2 separate regions of the Mus musculus genome follow, and region 1 is linked to region 2. The links are chromatin loops, found by intact Hi-C in ENCODE. Cell type or tissue: left cerebral cortex. All regions are shown on one strand.

What was found. Peaks named below come from ENCODE experiments on the same cell type or tissue, not always from the same donor. Only the 100,000 strongest peaks of a DNase experiment are listed, where the experiment ranks them.
Region 1: a loop joins it to region 2, with 4 times the contacts of the local background. A loop is called at or near these places in 38 of 42 quality-filtered maps.

What each region holds. Positions count from the first base shown.
Region 1 is chr8:15,032,114-15,040,113 of GRCm38, reverse strand. Kbtbd11 (kelch repeat and BTB (POZ) domain containing 11) reads right to left here. Exons shown (of 2, transcript NM_029116.2): 2 at 6,781-8,000. Gm35340 (a long non-coding RNA gene) reads right to left here and starts at 3,325. Exons shown (of 3, transcript XR_003947518.1): 1 at 3,150-3,325; 2 at 723-2,190; 3 at 1-612. In left cerebral cortex, a CTCF peak has its summit at 4,315; DNase peaks (open chromatin) are centred at 2,419, 3,190 and 4,471; H3K27ac peaks cover 255 bases.
Region 2 is chr8:14,948,181-14,956,180 of GRCm38, reverse strand. Arhgef10 (Rho guanine nucleotide exchange factor (GEF) 10) reads right to left here. Exons shown (of 29, transcript NM_172751.3): 12 at 1,669-1,746; 13 at 1,253-1,432. Gm35285 (a long non-coding RNA gene) reads left to right here and starts at 5,717. Exons shown (of 4, transcript XR_003947514.1): 1 at 5,717-6,397; 2 at 6,670-6,761; 3 at 7,926-7,977. In left cerebral cortex, a CTCF peak has its summit at 3,717 (motif pointing left); a DNase peak (open chromatin) is centred at 3,706.

The DNA of each region.
Region 1 (8,000 bases), 84 kb before region 2:
CCGAGTACCCTGCAGGGCCATGGCTACTCTCATTTCCCTGAGCAGCATCGTGTAGAACGAACCTCGAAATAGCTCCTTCTCTGCCACAACCGTCCGTGGACTTTACCACTCAGAGTTCCCTGTAGGACCTTCTTCATCCATCTCCGGTGTAAACCACGGGTGCTGTGGTACCCACCCCATTCTCAGGTGAGGCTGTAACACAAAGGAGATCCCCAAGGGCCGCCACCTGCTATGGAGCTACCACAGCTTGGATATGGAATATTGAGAGCTTTGTCCCTGGTGGGTAAGTCAAGTCTGAAGAGCTGACTCCAGCCTGCAGCCTTGGATTTTGAAAGCCAAGTGAATCCGTGGTGGTAAAGGGTCAGTGGTCGGCTCAGCATTGATCCGTTCTCTAACAAACGCTTCAAACGTTGAGCTCTACTGAGAGCGAGATCCTATGAACTACTTGACACCTTGACTGGGTCGTGAAGGCGAAAGTGAAGGAGATCCTTAGATACAGGTTGTGGGGGGTAGTGGTGCAGGGGGAACAGGTCATATCTGTGGGGACAGGATGTCCTCATTCGTAGGAGTGTGGCGGTATCCTAAGGAAGAAGACAGAGCCTTGTCCGGTGCCTCAAATGAAACGTAAAGAAAGAATCGGAGTGAGAGGGTTCCACACCTAAAGAGCTTAAATCTAAAAGGAAAAGCACACGGTAAATCTTGGTACCCAACGGTGATCTTACCTGGTTCTCTTGGCCTGGTCTCCTCCCATGTCAGCTTTCTGGCAGCAGAGGACAGGACACTGTGGGGTGGGATATGAGCAACGGAGATGAAAACCAGAGGAGCAGTTAGAGACTCTGAGCAAAGGGTCCAGCAGGTGGTCACAGTGGGTCAGGCACAGCATCAGGACAAAGCACAGCATCAGGGCCAGGCACAGCATCAGAGCCAGGCACAGCATCAGGGCCAGGCACAGCATCAGGGCCAGGCACAGCATCAGGACCATCAGTGGGTACCACTGGGACTGATGGGCAGCATCACGGAGAAAGGCTTCGTGAAGCTGTACTGTACTGTTACTACCAGAATGGCAGGGAGGATCGGAGTCAGCCAGGCCTCCAGAGGAGGTAGGGAGGAGCCATATCTGCAGCCATGGCTCTGACCTTCAAAGAGATGGTAGATTTCAGAAGTAGGGCTTATAACAGGTTTGGGGATTGTGGGGCCCACAACCCAGGGCTCCTGAGAGCCATGTAGAGTGCAGCCCCCTGACCTCTTCTCCGTGGCTGTTCAAGATATGCAAACAATTCCTCCATACCTCTAGGACCTCAGGGGAGCCTTAGGGGATGTCCTTGAATGGTCACAGCAGCTTCTCAAGACACAACTCTTACCTCAGTCACCACCACCCCAGGCACCTTGGGAAACTCCGGTCCAGGCCAGGCAAGCCTCAGTAGAACCTCAGATGACCCGGCTCACAGGAGCAGCTTGACAAAGAACCACCTGAAGTGCCTGACTGGTGAAGTGCCAGGCTTGTGATTGGTCCTTAAATGAGTCTTTGTCTGTCTGTCTTTCTGTCTCTCTGTGTTTTTTTATTTTGTTTGTTTGTTTGCAAAAGGGTTTGTATAACAGCTCTCGCTGTCCTGGAACTAACTCTGTAGGCCAGGCTGGCCCTGAACTTGCAGAGCTCCACTTCTGCCTCCCAAGTTTTGGGATTAAAGGCGTGCCCTGCCAGCTGGCTCTTAAATGAGTCTTAAGAGAAGTGTGAATGGGAGCTATGCACATTCAAGTCCACTGCTGACCACATTATAGCCGCCCCCCCCACCCCGTCCTGTTTCGGACGAGCAGACTACTTCTCAGTGTAGACAGATTAATCTAGGGGGCTTCTCCTATATAATCCTATCCCTGTGTAGGGTCAGTAAAGGCCTCTTCTTGGTGGTCCACTTGTTTCTTTAGAGTGAGCTCCCAGTTCCGGGCACCCAGGAATAGCAGCTACAAGACAACTGGAGAAAGAAAGCCCTGAGGCTCTACGCCCTCAGTTCACTCGTCCTTCAGGAGGCAGCCGAAGGCTTCCAGAAAGTGCCAAGAGCAGTGTCTGTGGAGTCTACAGCACAAGGTGAGTGTGCAGAGGTCCAGGAGGAAGAACTGCAGCTGGAAGAACGAAGAGCACCAGGAAGCTCCCAAGGCTGGAGAGCCAAGCATCTCACACTGGAAGTCTGCAGGCTGGGAGAAAAAAAACTGCTAAGAGCAGAGGGCCCTGGCACCCAAAACTGGAGAACCACACACGCTTGTGGAAAGCCTAAAGTTCACTCTGATGGCCCCTAGCTTGGAAAGTTGGAAGGTGGAAGCTGGAAGCTAGGGCCAAGGACTCAGCGTCATGAGCCTCTGAGGTTTCTGCAGTCTACTGCATCTGAATGAAGCAGATGGACCCAGCTGTGGGTGTCTCCGGCTGGGTGGGGCTCTGGGAAGACACATCCCGATAGCCAGGGCTGCTCTCCTGCCTGCATTCACACACTTGGGTCTCCTCCTCTCCCATATTTGGTGGCTGATGTAAATCACAATTTGCCGTTTTCCACTCATCTCAGAACCCAGACCTCTGGTGGAAAAGCATTCGAATTGGACTGAGGAAATTATCAGTGATGGAGAGAAAGAGAGAGAGAGAGAGAGAGAGACAGACAGACAGACAGACAGACACACAGACACACAGACACACAGAGAGACAGAGGCAGAGAGACACAAAGAGAGACAGACAGACAGACTGACTGACTGACTGACTGACTGACTGGCTGACTGACTGACTTAGAGAGAGGGACTAGGAGAGAGTTTAAAGACACCAAGAAATCTCCAGAGATAAAAGACAAAGAGCACAGAGGATCAGGCAAGAGATGCCTGGTTCTCAGGATAAGATCTGTGAAAGACCAAGGATCTGTCTATCGATAGCGCTCAGCCTGGCCTTCTCCTGAACGGGCCTCCCAACAACTTCAAGAGCCCCTGACCCGTTTGTTCATGACAGATCACTCACTTTCTCCATGAGGGCTTTCTGGAACAACAGAAGCCACTAAAACTGTTCATCTGCCCCCAGCGACATCCGGCCAGAGCAGGGGGGGAACCAGGACAGGGGAAATCCAATTGGAGGGCCAGCCGGAGAAAGAGCATTTGTCCACCCGGCAGCCTTCACTAACCTCCTCCCCGCAGCTCTGGCTCGGGACAATGGGCACTTCTCTGCTGGTTCTCTGTTCTCAGTTGGACAGAGGGTAAACTGTGACAGGCAAGACCTACCAAAGAAAGTGGCCTGTGTACGGAGCGTGCCTGAGGTTCAGTGATGTCATGCTAAACACTGGAAGGAATGGGGACTGGGAGCGAGGCGGGTGTGGGAGTGGTGGGGGGTGGGGAGGTGGCGTGGGCGTGGCATGGGGTTGGGGTGGGGTGGTAGGCGTGGGGGTGGGGCAGCAGGAAAAGTACAAGGAGGAAGCAGATGTCCACAAAGTGAGCTTTCAGGTCACAGGTCTAGGACCAGCCGCTGGGGTTAAGGTCCTGAGTCAGCTGCCACCGGGGGTTGCGGTGGACACTCCAGGATGTTGAGGCCTGTATTATTCTGCACACACCTGGCTTTTTTTCGCTACCACCCACAAAGTAGATCCGGACGCTGGACTCCAGAGCACTGGTAGAGAACTGATAGAGAGTCGAGTGTAAAACACAGACTCTCAAGGCCTAGAGTCTGTATCACACTGAAGAAGCTGACTGGAAAGCTGGGTGTGGTGGCGCTCGCCTTTGACCCCAGCACTTGGGAGGTAGAAGCAGAAGCCAGCGGATCTCCAAGTTCAAGGCTAGCCTGGTTTACAGAACAAGTTCCAGGGCAGCCTGGGATACTACAGAGAAACCTTGTCTCAAGCGGGTGGGGTTGGGGTGTGCTGACAGAAGGCTCAAAGGCCAAGGAGCATTTTCAATATAAATGTTCCGCGTGGCAGAGGGGTGGCTATTCAGTTCTTGACCTCATAGATCCCAGGAAGTCCTTTGAAAGAAGCAGTGGGGTTTTTTTCTGGTTGTTCAAGTTTACAGACTTGCTGCTCCATATTTTAGATAATCATTATGCCACAAAAGAAAAATAGAACAACCCTGTCAGGCCGCACAACCAAGGTTAACATGGAATTCATGGGCAAACAGTTATACTCGGGGATGCCCAACTTGCAGTCAAGGTGCCCCAGAATAGCTATGAATGCAGCTCAACACACAAAAAGAGTAAACTTACTAAAAGGATGATCACCTTCCACTCTTTTAAGAGCCTGTCTTGTTAATATCTGTTATTGACTACTATTTGTATCCCCCTTGTGTAGTGATGGTCACGTTAGTAGCCAGAGGGCAGCACCATTGGGTTGATTCTCTCCTTCACGTGGCTTCCAGGGACTGGCCTCAGTTCGGAGACACCCTTGGCATGGGATTTCCTCAGCCTCTCTAGAAACATAAATCCTCTCACTGAATTTGGCACCACCTCAACTCAAATACGCAGGGCCAGGAGCTGAGTGGGATGTGGGGAGAGTAGGCAGGAATAGCCTTCAGCTAGATGCCCCCTCCCTCTGTGTGTGTGTGTGTGTGTGTTCTCTTAAGTGCAATCTGCTGATGGAACCATCATCTTGGCCTGTGTTAGCAAGGTGAGCATCCAGCCATTACCTAAGCACCCAGATGTCATTTTAAATGTAAGAAGCTTGAAACAGATACAGGGAGTTAAGAGCGACCCATTGTGTTTCAACCATCCTGATGTAAACGGTAAGGACTGGAGCTGGAACAACGAACTGAAGTCAAGGCTCATGTGCCTCACATACCTGGAACCTCATTTTCTGAATTCTGTGAATTCATTTTAACGCTCTGATACTTCAGACCCTGGGGAAAACACGCAGTGTGCCCTCAAAGCTCCAGCAGACTCTGGGTGTTCCTGCCATCACATTCACACATGTCCCTAAGATCAAGCGTGCTCCCCTAGAGTCCAAGACTTTCACCCCTCTCTAGTAAGAGGGCTCCAGTCATACTCCAGCCCCTCCTTGTGATCCACTCCTTTCCCCACTATTAGGAAGGGATAGGGGGACCCACCCTCCATGCTAGGCTAACCTTGGCTTCTACCTCTCCAAAGAGCATGCTTTGTGGGTAAGGATTTGGGCTTCCCTTCTCAGTGGCCCCAGCCCAGGACTAGCTAAGCTCGCCTGCTTCAGCCGCCTTCACAACTTCCTGCCCAGTCTCTGTAAGCAATACCCATGCATTGGGGTGCCCCAAATACATATAATCATCTGTGATCCCCCAGGTGTTGGGGTTCAGTATCTTTCTATGTATCCTAATGCTAAATTCTATACCCAAAGTTCAAGACCTACAAGTGACTTATCACATTTACAAACTTCTGTTGTGTAAATCTTGTCCCTTGATTTAACACTATTGGTTAAATAAAATTGGCTACAGCCAATTACCAGAGGGAATAGAGATGAGTGGGTTTGGAGTGACCTGGTTGGAGGAGAGAGACCAGGAGGAGGAGGAAGGAGAGGGAAGGAGAAAGCCTCTATGACGGGAGATGGATCATGAGCCTGTGGCCAAGAGAAACAGCAAGTATCTGGGATACACTGCTAGGGAGGTAGCCAGGCCAGCAGTTAGAAGAGTATATGAGGGGTGGTCAGATAATTGTCAAAGGCAAATAAAATCACTATAGTCTGAGTCTCATTTACTTGTAAGCTTGTCGGAGATAAGCTTAAATTGGTTAAACCATACCCAGGTCCTGTGTTTGGCTGAGTCTGCTCTGCACATCTGGTTCTCCTCAGCTCTTCCTGTCCCCTCTGCTCGGCTGGATCCCGCGCCCAACCCCCATCATTCAGTGGAGTCCCCTCTTCTCAACTGCCGAGACTGTCTTGGTTTATTTTGGGGGTGTCAGAAAGCCATGTGATGTAGGAGGCCCCGAGTCCCAACTGTGGAATCCTAGTGGACTCAAGCGATGCTCACAAGGACAGAGGATGCCAAGGACCGCCAAGACATTTCTAGTTCCCCATGAACCTCTCCAAGAGGTGTGGTTGACCATGTGACTATATCTTGTGTTTTCTGTTCTAAGATGTTTTGACATGCTAGGACTTGCTGCTGGTGAGAGACACCCCCTTCCTCCTGAATCAGTTCCTAGGAACAACAGCACGGGGTTTGGCTAGAATGTCCCTCAGACAGACCAACCCACCCACACCCTTCTCTGACTTTCAGATGCAAAACTATGCTCCCTACACTCTGAACTGCCCAGAACCCAGAGCCAAGAATTCAGAGAGGACCCCAAAGACCAGACAGAGCCAGGAAATCAGAGATAACCCCTCAAAACCCAGAACCTAGAATCAGTGACACTTGTCAACAATGAGTGTTATGCTCTGCCTGTCACCTACGGGAGTCACAGCAAAGGCCTAGTTTGGCCCACTCTCACTTTGTCCTGAACACCCCAACCCTCTATGTGTCCTTTGGCCTAGAGTGGCATACAATGAGCACACCTTGGTTTCTGGCAGCCTCGAGGATATTACAATACCACATATAGCCTTCATGGTTCCATAACCTCAGCCTCTCAAGTGACCAGGGCAGGGTTAGGCTGTGACCTGGCTACCAGTCAAGACAGGTAAAAACATGGAGGTCACGAACATCCTGAAGCTGACGGAGAGATGGAGGAAACCTCAGCATCCACCGGCAGCTGGCTGCAGTAACAAAACCCTAGGTGCCTTGAGGCTCATTAGAACCCAGTTATTACTGGTATACACCATACCTGTCATTCTGGGGGTAGAGGGCAGGCAGAGAGAAAAGAACACAGCAACATTTCAGGAGCACTGGCAGTTTCCGCATGGTTTATTTTGTCTTGGCATGGGTGACAAACATACAAGGTTTTACAGCATTTGTGCCTAGGGTGAAACTCAAGCGTCAGCACTCTAACTGCACACCCAGAAACAGCTGGCCCAACTTTGCCTCAAACAGGTGCTGATGTTTAGTAAATGGAGGCATATGGGTACTAGTTAGTAGTAGGTACTAGTCAGAGCTTTACCGAGCATGACGGAGTGGGGGAGTACAACATCACGCACATTGGAATACGCATAGACTTTGACTTCAACCCAAGCCTGGCTGCAAAGCCAGGTGAGGCTGCTGCCAAGACCTGTTTCCCGCCAGGTCCTTCAGCATCTTGAGGTGCGGCCCTCTTCATGGATGTGGGCCAAGCATCCATGACGTGTCTGCTTGGATAAACACAGATGCACCCGGAGCGCCGGCAAGAGTTCCGCGTTCAGTTGGAGTCATTACCTTCTTGTGAATAATATTGCAAAAGAAATGGGGACATTAAAAAAAACTGAATATGAAAATGAAAACTCTCTGTAAGCCTAAAGAGAAAACACTACACCAAAGAGCTATTGGGCTCACATCTGCCAACGAGACATTCCGAACCATCATGTCCTGACTCTACCGTGACTTCAGCAGAGAACAGTGCACCCTTCTGAGGTACTCCGTTTCAGCACTGGACAATGTTTGCTAACAGGTCACACAGACACCACCAGGACTAGAGGGACATCGTTTCCCCCCCATCTCCCACCCTCCATATAACAAAACTGATACAAGTAAGAAAATAAGCAGCCAGCAAGATTCCCCAGCACTCACTTCCCTTAGAGTAGAAGAAACCTCTGCCATCGTTTCCTTAGAAGCAGAAGCACATTTCAAGTCGGCCGAGCTGCCAAGTGTCTGCACTAGAGGTGGGGCTTGTCCCATGCCAAAGAACAAAACAGAAAGAAAAATAAAATCGAGAAACATTAGCTTGTTGCTAAGCTTCCAAACAAATCTTGGCAATATAAATGTAATCACCCGTCAACCAAACAGAAGGTCAATCTTTGTGTGTCTTGTCAATCATTTACTCCTTAAGATGGCACTGTCCTTTCAAACACTTGGGGTGGCTCTGTACAAGGGTTAATGTCCCCAGAACTGAGAATGGGTGTCCCAAGCACGTTAGCCTTATTTGACTCTTAGCCCACGGTCAGATCTGTGCTCATGCCAACCAA
Region 2 (8,000 bases):
ACATGTGTGTGTGTGTGTGCATGTGTTTGTGTGTGTGTGCATGTGCCTATATATTGATGTTGAAACTTATACGATTGGTTTTGCCCACTTCATCAAGTATTTGCACCAACTCCATGGAAACGGAGCCTGGCAGCATCATGCTTAGGAGGCTGAGGCAGGACACCAAGAGTTCAAAGGCAGCCTGGGATACAAGGCAAGAGTCTGTCTCAAAAAATATAACACCGCCAATGTGATGACTCAGGGTAGAGGTGCTAGCCTGACAAGCTAAGATCAGTCCCACACGGTCCTGAGTTTAAGACCCACACAGTGGAGGAAGAGAGCTGGCTACAGAAACTTGTCCTCTGACCTCCATGTGTGTGCTGTTCAGCATATACAGTAAATAAATAAAACTTTAGAAACAAACAAACAAAAGTAACTTTCATAAGTCTGCTATGTTACTAATGCAGCATTATTTAAGTAGCCTAGTACTTCCCAACAGATTTTCATGCTTCTGTCCTGTTGACAGCGTTACCTCACACAAGCACAGAGCTAATCTGCTCCATCTGCATGCAGCCTTCTACATCTAGACTGAAAGGCGAACAACACACACTGTGCGTGAGCCATGTGAAGAGCAAAGACTAAAACTACCCCAAATCGGTGACATGGTAATGCTGTGCCCTTGGCCTCTGGGCAGCTGCTTCTGCTCCCAGGAAATGTCACCTGCATGCTGTCTCAGCATCACAGTCCCCTGTCATGTACAGAACCAAATCCTATATCCACAGGACAAAACATCCAGGGCAAAGTTTGAGGGGAACAACCTGGTGTTTTCTGCCTCATGTTTTATATGGTCACCAGGCATACTGTATAGATAGAGTATGCGCTACTTTAGGAAGATGCTCAGAGATGCTACAACTCAACAGGCAGGGCTCTCTCGCTCAGCACAAGAGCTGATGTACAACGATGGCACAACCAAATGTATGACTCAGTTAAATGACTGTGTAACCAAAACCTGATACAACACGTACACTTAACCCTTTCTGGACTTGTCTTCTGTCCGGAACCTCTGCTCAGGCTTCCTTGTCCCCTGAGAAAGGGGACCCCTGCTCCTTTCCTGAAGGTATAAACCGGGTCAGGATGTCAACACATCAGCACGCACCCTTATGAGCTCTGGGAAGTGATAGCACCCTGAAAGGGGCACGTGGCTTCGTGTTCTGAACCCACAGCACTTCAGGTGGGGAGGGGGTGGGGGGGAATGGTGTCTGCGGATGATTACCGAGGCCACAAAAACGTCGCCGATTGTTTCCACGACATCCCACTCGGACACGCGGCTGGCCAGCGCAATCTGGAACATGGAGTGACACTGCAGGATCTCCTTGACGCGGTAGAAAACCATCCTGAGCTTCCTGTCACTCAGGAGCCGGGGCTCCATCTCAGACAGCGGCTTCTCATATTGCTGCGCCAGAAACAAGTGTCAACGGTCAGTCACCCAGGGTGGCAGAAGAGGTCTTCTCGCTTCAAAACAAATCATGTGACTTTCACCGCCAGCACACAGTCACAACATTTACACTCTGGGGAGGATTTCTCAGACTTGGATGTTTTGGGTCACAAACACCTACAAAACACACACAACTAAAGTATGTACAATGGGTAAGAAAAGGTTATGAAGTATGCTGCACCATGCTTCCATACCTCCAAAATCCTCCGGAGAGCATCTACATAGTTCTTCTCGCTCTCAACAATGGAGCCCAGAATGTATCTTCTCACAACCTGTCGGAAATTGGAAAGTAAGATGGTAGAAACGTGTTTCAGGATACACACAGATAAACTTTACTTCTATGTTAAAGCTTGTTGATTTAAAAAAAAAATACATTTTTAGCCAAATGTGGTAGTGTGTGTCTTTAGTCAGCACTGGAAAGGAAGAGGTAGGTGGATCTCTGTGAGTTCAAGGACAACCTTATATATATAAAGCGTTTCCTGCCAGTTAGGGCTATACAATGAGACCCTGTCTCCAAAAAAAAAAAAAAAAAAAAAAAAGAAAAGAAAAGAAAAAAAAGAAAAAGAAAGAAAAAAAGAAAAAATTGTTAAAAAATAGAATTAAGAATTTCGGAAAAAGCATTCGACAAGATCCAACACTGTGCCCCTTCTTAGAATTGGGAACAAAACACCCATGGAAGGAATTACAGAGACAAAGTTTAGAGCTGTGATGAAAGGATGGACCATCTAGAGACTGCCATAGCCAGGGATCCACCCCATAATCAGCATCCAAACGCTGACACCATTGCATACACTAGCAAGATTTTATCGAAAGGACCCAGATGTAGCTGTCTCTTGTGAGACTATGCCGGGGCCCAGCAAACACATAAGTGGATGCTCACAGTCAGCTATTGGATGGATCACAGGGCCCCCAATGGAGGAACTAGAGAAAGTACCCAAGGAGCTAAAGGGATCTGTAACCCTATAGGTGGAACAACATTATGAACTAACCAGTACCCTGGAGCTCTTGACTCTAGCTGCATATGTATCAAAAGATGGCCTAGTCGGCCATCACTGGAAAGAGAGGCCCATTGGACACACAAACTTTATATGCCCCTGTACAGGGGAACGCCAGGGCCAAAAAATGGGAATGGGTGGGTAGGGAAGTGGGGGGGGAGCGTATGGGGGACTTTTGGGATAGCATTGGAAATGTAATTGAGGAAAATACATAATTAAAAAAAAGAATTAAAGGAGATCTTTGAGGAAATGTTTTAAGTGAAGTGTTAATAATTAGATACTTCTCTGTTGATACAACGGTCACCTTTTAAACATCAGATTATAAACTGAAGAGCCTATTAAACAGGTTGGAAAGATGGCTCAGAGGTTAAGAGCACTGGCTGCTTTTCCAGAGGTTCTGAGTTCAATTCCCAGCAACCACGGTGGCTCACAACCATCTATAATGAGACCTAGTGTTCTCTTCTGGCCTGTAGGCAAACCATTATATATATGTGTGTGTGTGTGTGTGTGTGTGTGTGTGTGTGTGTGTGTGTGTACATATATATAGTTAATAAATAAATCTTTAAAAATATACATATGAACTATAACTATGGCAGGGCAAATAAAACTGTAGCAAGAGAAGCAAGCTTGCTGGCTTATACAACATCAGTGGTCTGAATCAGTCAATCAGGTTTCGTGTCTCAACAGAAAGAGACGTGATGTTTCATATATAAATTGAAGGCAAAAAGAGCTTAAGTCTCAACCAAATAACACTACTGGCAACAGCAATCAGAGAGCCACCGGTCTTCAGTTAGAGCTGAGCACAAATGCCGGTGGGAGGCGGAAGAACAGGCAGTGTTTTGCTGAGACCTACCTAGGCAGGGTTAACTCTCTCCTGTCACTGAGAGGGGTGAAAACCTACATGTGAGATGCCTGCATTGAACACACAGCAGTTTCTGACTTTTCCATTGCTAATGTATTAGCATGCGGTTGTAACATGTCTGCAAGATGCCAGACACGACATTTGCTATTGTCATTGCCCCAAGTACACCCCTACCAAATATCAACTGCCAACAAATGGAACATACGGCATAATCCACAGTTGAGTTGCCCTTAAGCCAAAACTCTCAAACATACACATGCTCAACACATGCGTTTCTGCATACATCATCACTACACATGATGTGGACGTGTGTACACACATCACGTACCCACAGACTCACAGCAGACCTCTCTAGGCAGTGACATTATTGGAGAGTGCAGCAGTGCCACCTAGTGGCCTGAGACACACTTCCATGCAGAAAGCTCCTGTGGTTCAGATTTTGACCATGATTTATGAAACATTCACAAGACAGCCATTGCTCTCTTAGGAAAAGGACTACTTATTTAACCCACAAAACTAACTCTACAATAAGCCTTCCTAGGATATATAAAAAGGTAGGTGTGTGTGTGTGTGTGTGTGTGTGTGTGTGTGTGTGTGTGTGTGAACAGTGTGTAGGTCAGAGATCAGCCAGGCACTTTTTTTTGTTTGTTTTTTTGTTTTTGTTTTTTTCTGGTCTGTGACTCACCAGTTAGGCTGCTGGCCAGTGAGCCATAGAGGTCTACTTGCCCACCCTGGAACTTTTACACAGATTCTGGGGGCCAAACTTAAGTGTTCAGGCATGTGCAACAAGCACTTGAGCAACTGAGCTCTCTCACCAAGTGTTGTATTTTTAAAAAGATGTGTGAACACTGAGCTTGGTGGCTTAAACCTTAACCCCAGTTGTCAGGAGGCTGACGCAGGAGGGCCAACTACGAGTTCTGGCTACCTAGGGAGTTCCTGAGAGTCTTGCCTACAAATCAAGAACCCACCTCAAAAAATAAAGACGTGCCGCGCAGTGGTGGCGCATGCCATTATTCCAGCACTCGGGAGGCAGAGGCAGGCGGATTTCTGAGTTCGAGGCCAGCCTGGTCTCTGTACTCTAGAGTACACTCCTGCTGGTAGATCCAGGCAACTGTCTCTGCCAAAATTCAGAAGCTCAGACCCTACTACCCTGGGGAGTAACATTACCCACAGGCTAACCTAAGGAGTCACACAAATATAATGTAAGACCCTGAGATAACACCTTAGTCAAGACCGGAAATTGACATAAGGTGGTCAGCCTACAAAATCCCACTCCCTCACCAAGATTTCCTCGACACTGCGGGAGACATCCCTTTTTAGGCCACTAGAACTGATGCATCAAATGGCAATGCCGAGAAAGGAGTGGCGTGAGAGCAACCGGTGACAGAATGTCATCTAAGAGCTGCAGCTCCAAAGTCAGTGACAGAATGCCATCCCAAGAGCTGCAGCTCCAAGGTCAGTGAGTTAACATCGTCCTAAGAACCTGCTGAGGAAATCAGACTACAGTGAGTATTAGTCACTTGAGTCTGAGGGGCTCCGGACCATTCTGTCCATGTCTGAGGTGCTGGGGTGGGGGTGGAGGGGAGGGGGGGGTCGTCGTCACTGATGAGACTCGATGCCCTCGGGATGCAAATAGTTTTCAATAGTTTGCACCAATTCGAAAAATATAAATAAAGGCTGTGCTCCCAAAACAGGGCTTAAGAAGAAGAATATTCAACATATAGCATTTCTGGTTACTTAAACTACCTTCTTTCCATTTTAGAAAAGGAAAAGAAGAGAATCCAAAAGTGCCAACACCCCTAGTTTAAGCTTTAAGGACATAACTCTCAAAGAGAACTCAGTTGCCAGGAGGAAAAATAATAGACGTGATCGTGACGGTAGGAAAGCCAGCTGAACAATGGACGCAGGACTCCAAGAGCCCTGGCTCCAGGTCTGACGCAGCACTAAACTCCTCACCAAATCTTCATTATCACGTGGAAAGTGAGACCTCCAGGCCACACTGGGGTTAAACTCAACTATTGTGGCCAGGATATAAGGGCAGGACATAAGGGTGGGATTCAGGTCTATGGACTTGATGCAGAGATGTCTCTACTTAACAGTCACCTGTGTGACCCACAGAGCGCCTCCACCTTCATCCCCTGTCCTGTTAACCACAAGCACCCAAGAGGCTGCTGGGATTGTGGAGGTGTTGGTATCTCTTGTTTAAAATCCCAAGTGGGCTGGCCAGATGGCTCGGCAGGTCAGAGCACAGGCTGTGCAAGCCCGAAGACATGAGTCCTGTCAGCAGAGCCTGAGGTGAGAGAACTGACTCCTGAAAACTTCCTTCTAACGCCACACAAACCACACACACACACACACACACACACACACACACACACACACACACACACACACACACACAAAATGCAAATAAGTAAATCAATGAAACCAGAATCTCCTCAGTGGGTGTCTCCAAGATGCCTGGCTATGCTCCTGGCCATTGCTTCCTTGTGCAGTATCAGCCTCTCCTCACACACACGGCGCTTCTGCCCACTCTTTCCTTACACCCCTGCTCGCTATCTCCGTCTACCCCACACACCCGTCACTGCACACACCGCACACCACTCCACCCAAATACACTCACACACCTGTACCCTTTGTCTCCTCACACACCAGACACCGAAATTCAGTACCTCATCTCCCACACCCCCCGTCCACGGTCTCAAGACCTGCCACATCCCTGGTTACTTTATCACACGCTCTGCTTCCCTGTTTATGGTCGCCCCCACCAGCGCTGTCCAGCCCAGCCTATTCTTTTGGTTTGGATGGCATCTGCGGAATGTCTACCTCTGGTTCTTTCCATCCTCCCACCTCTAGGAATCTATGCCTAGCCCTGCCTCCTCTGGAACTGCCCCTCCTCCTGCCATTGACAGCATCTCCTCTGAACTTCCTTTCTGGCATAGGAATGTTGACGGAGGACAGGATCTGGATATCATTCAGATCTTTGTTCCCCATACCCGGCTGAGATCCTATAAACGGTCAAATGCTGGAAACAGTTAAGGCCAGAATGCGTCGGGAATGATGTTGGTAAGCCTTTCCATGCTATAACTCCCACTTAGGTGAGGTGGGGGAGCCACAGTAACAGAGAGAAAGTTCTGGGTTCCTGTGACAATCCACATCAACTGTTTGCTGGCCAGCAACTCAGGTTACATCCCCAGTTGTTAGCTCTTAGATACCCTCTAGCCTTTCTCAACTCTAACCCTGCAACTTAGTACTGTATATTGTTGGCCACGAGACAAGGCTTTAGGCAGACCTGTGATGAGACTGGAACATAAAATCAGATTTTTCTATGAGTTCAGATCGCTGAGTGGCCAGCTTTCTCTCTGGGAAATGGACACAGACAGCGGGAGCTTTTACGGACATATGCATCCAGCCTCAGGACTAATGACTGGTAATGAAGCAGGCAGCTCCCAGGCTGTCTACACCTCGCTGTGAGTGTGAATGTGTGTGTGTGTTACTGCATAAGTGAGTGTGTATATGTGTATTTGTGTGTTTGACAGAGTGTGAGTGTGTGGTCTACGTGTGTGAGTGTGTAAGTGTGAATGTGTGAGTGTGTGTACATGGGTGTGTGTGAGTGTGAGTGAATGTGTGTTTATGTGTGTGTGCATATATGTATATGTGTATAATTGTGTATGTGCCTGTACATGTGACTGTATATATCAGTGCATGTGTGTCTGTATGTGTGAGTGTGTGTATGTGTGTGTATGTGTATATGTGTGTTTGACAGAGTATGAGTGGGTGGGTCTACGTAAGTGTGTAGGTGCGTATGTGTGAGTGTACATGGATGTATGTATATATGTGTGTGTGTGTGAGTGAATGTGTGTTTATGTGTGTGCGTATATATGTATATGTGTGTGATTGTGTGTGTGTGACTATGTATGACTGATTTTGTGAGTGCATGTGTGTCTGCATGTGTGACTGCATGTGTGTGTGATTGTTTGAGTGTCTACATGTGAGTGTCTGCATGTGTGTGTGTGTGTGAGTGTGAGTGAGTATGAGTGTGTGTGTGTGTGTGTGTGTGTGAGTGTGTATGAGTATGTATGAGTCTAAGACACTGCTCATGGACCACATCTCTTTACTTCCTGCCACTTTTTCCTTGGTTCCGTTTTAATTCTAAGAGAGGCTAAGGTCACAGGGCCTGACCATTTATTAACTCCTAGATACCGTCTTTAACCTTTTCAACTCCAGCCTTGCAACTGAGTATTCACCGACACGTGATCTGTGTCTCTATCATCAGCCGTCTACCTTTCCAAGGGTTCACCATTAACTTGTTATCCATCTTCATTTGTGTGTCTATCTAATATTCCACCCGCCCATCCCTCCATCCATCCATCCATCAATCCACCCACCCATCCATCCATCTGTCCACTCACTCACCCACCCTTCCAACCACTGACCAATCCATCTGCCCACATATCCACCCATTTTATGGAATATAAATCATTCCCTCTGTTGTCTGTATGGAAAAGGCTCAGCTCCTACCCAAATAGTTTTCACTTCCTCAAAATCCCACAAACAGAACTATGATTTGTTTCTTGTGTTTTCCTTTCAACAGGAAAGTCAACTTGAAACCACTGACTTTTCCCCTCTGCATTAACTGCCAGATGGTAAGAAATCAACTATTCACAGA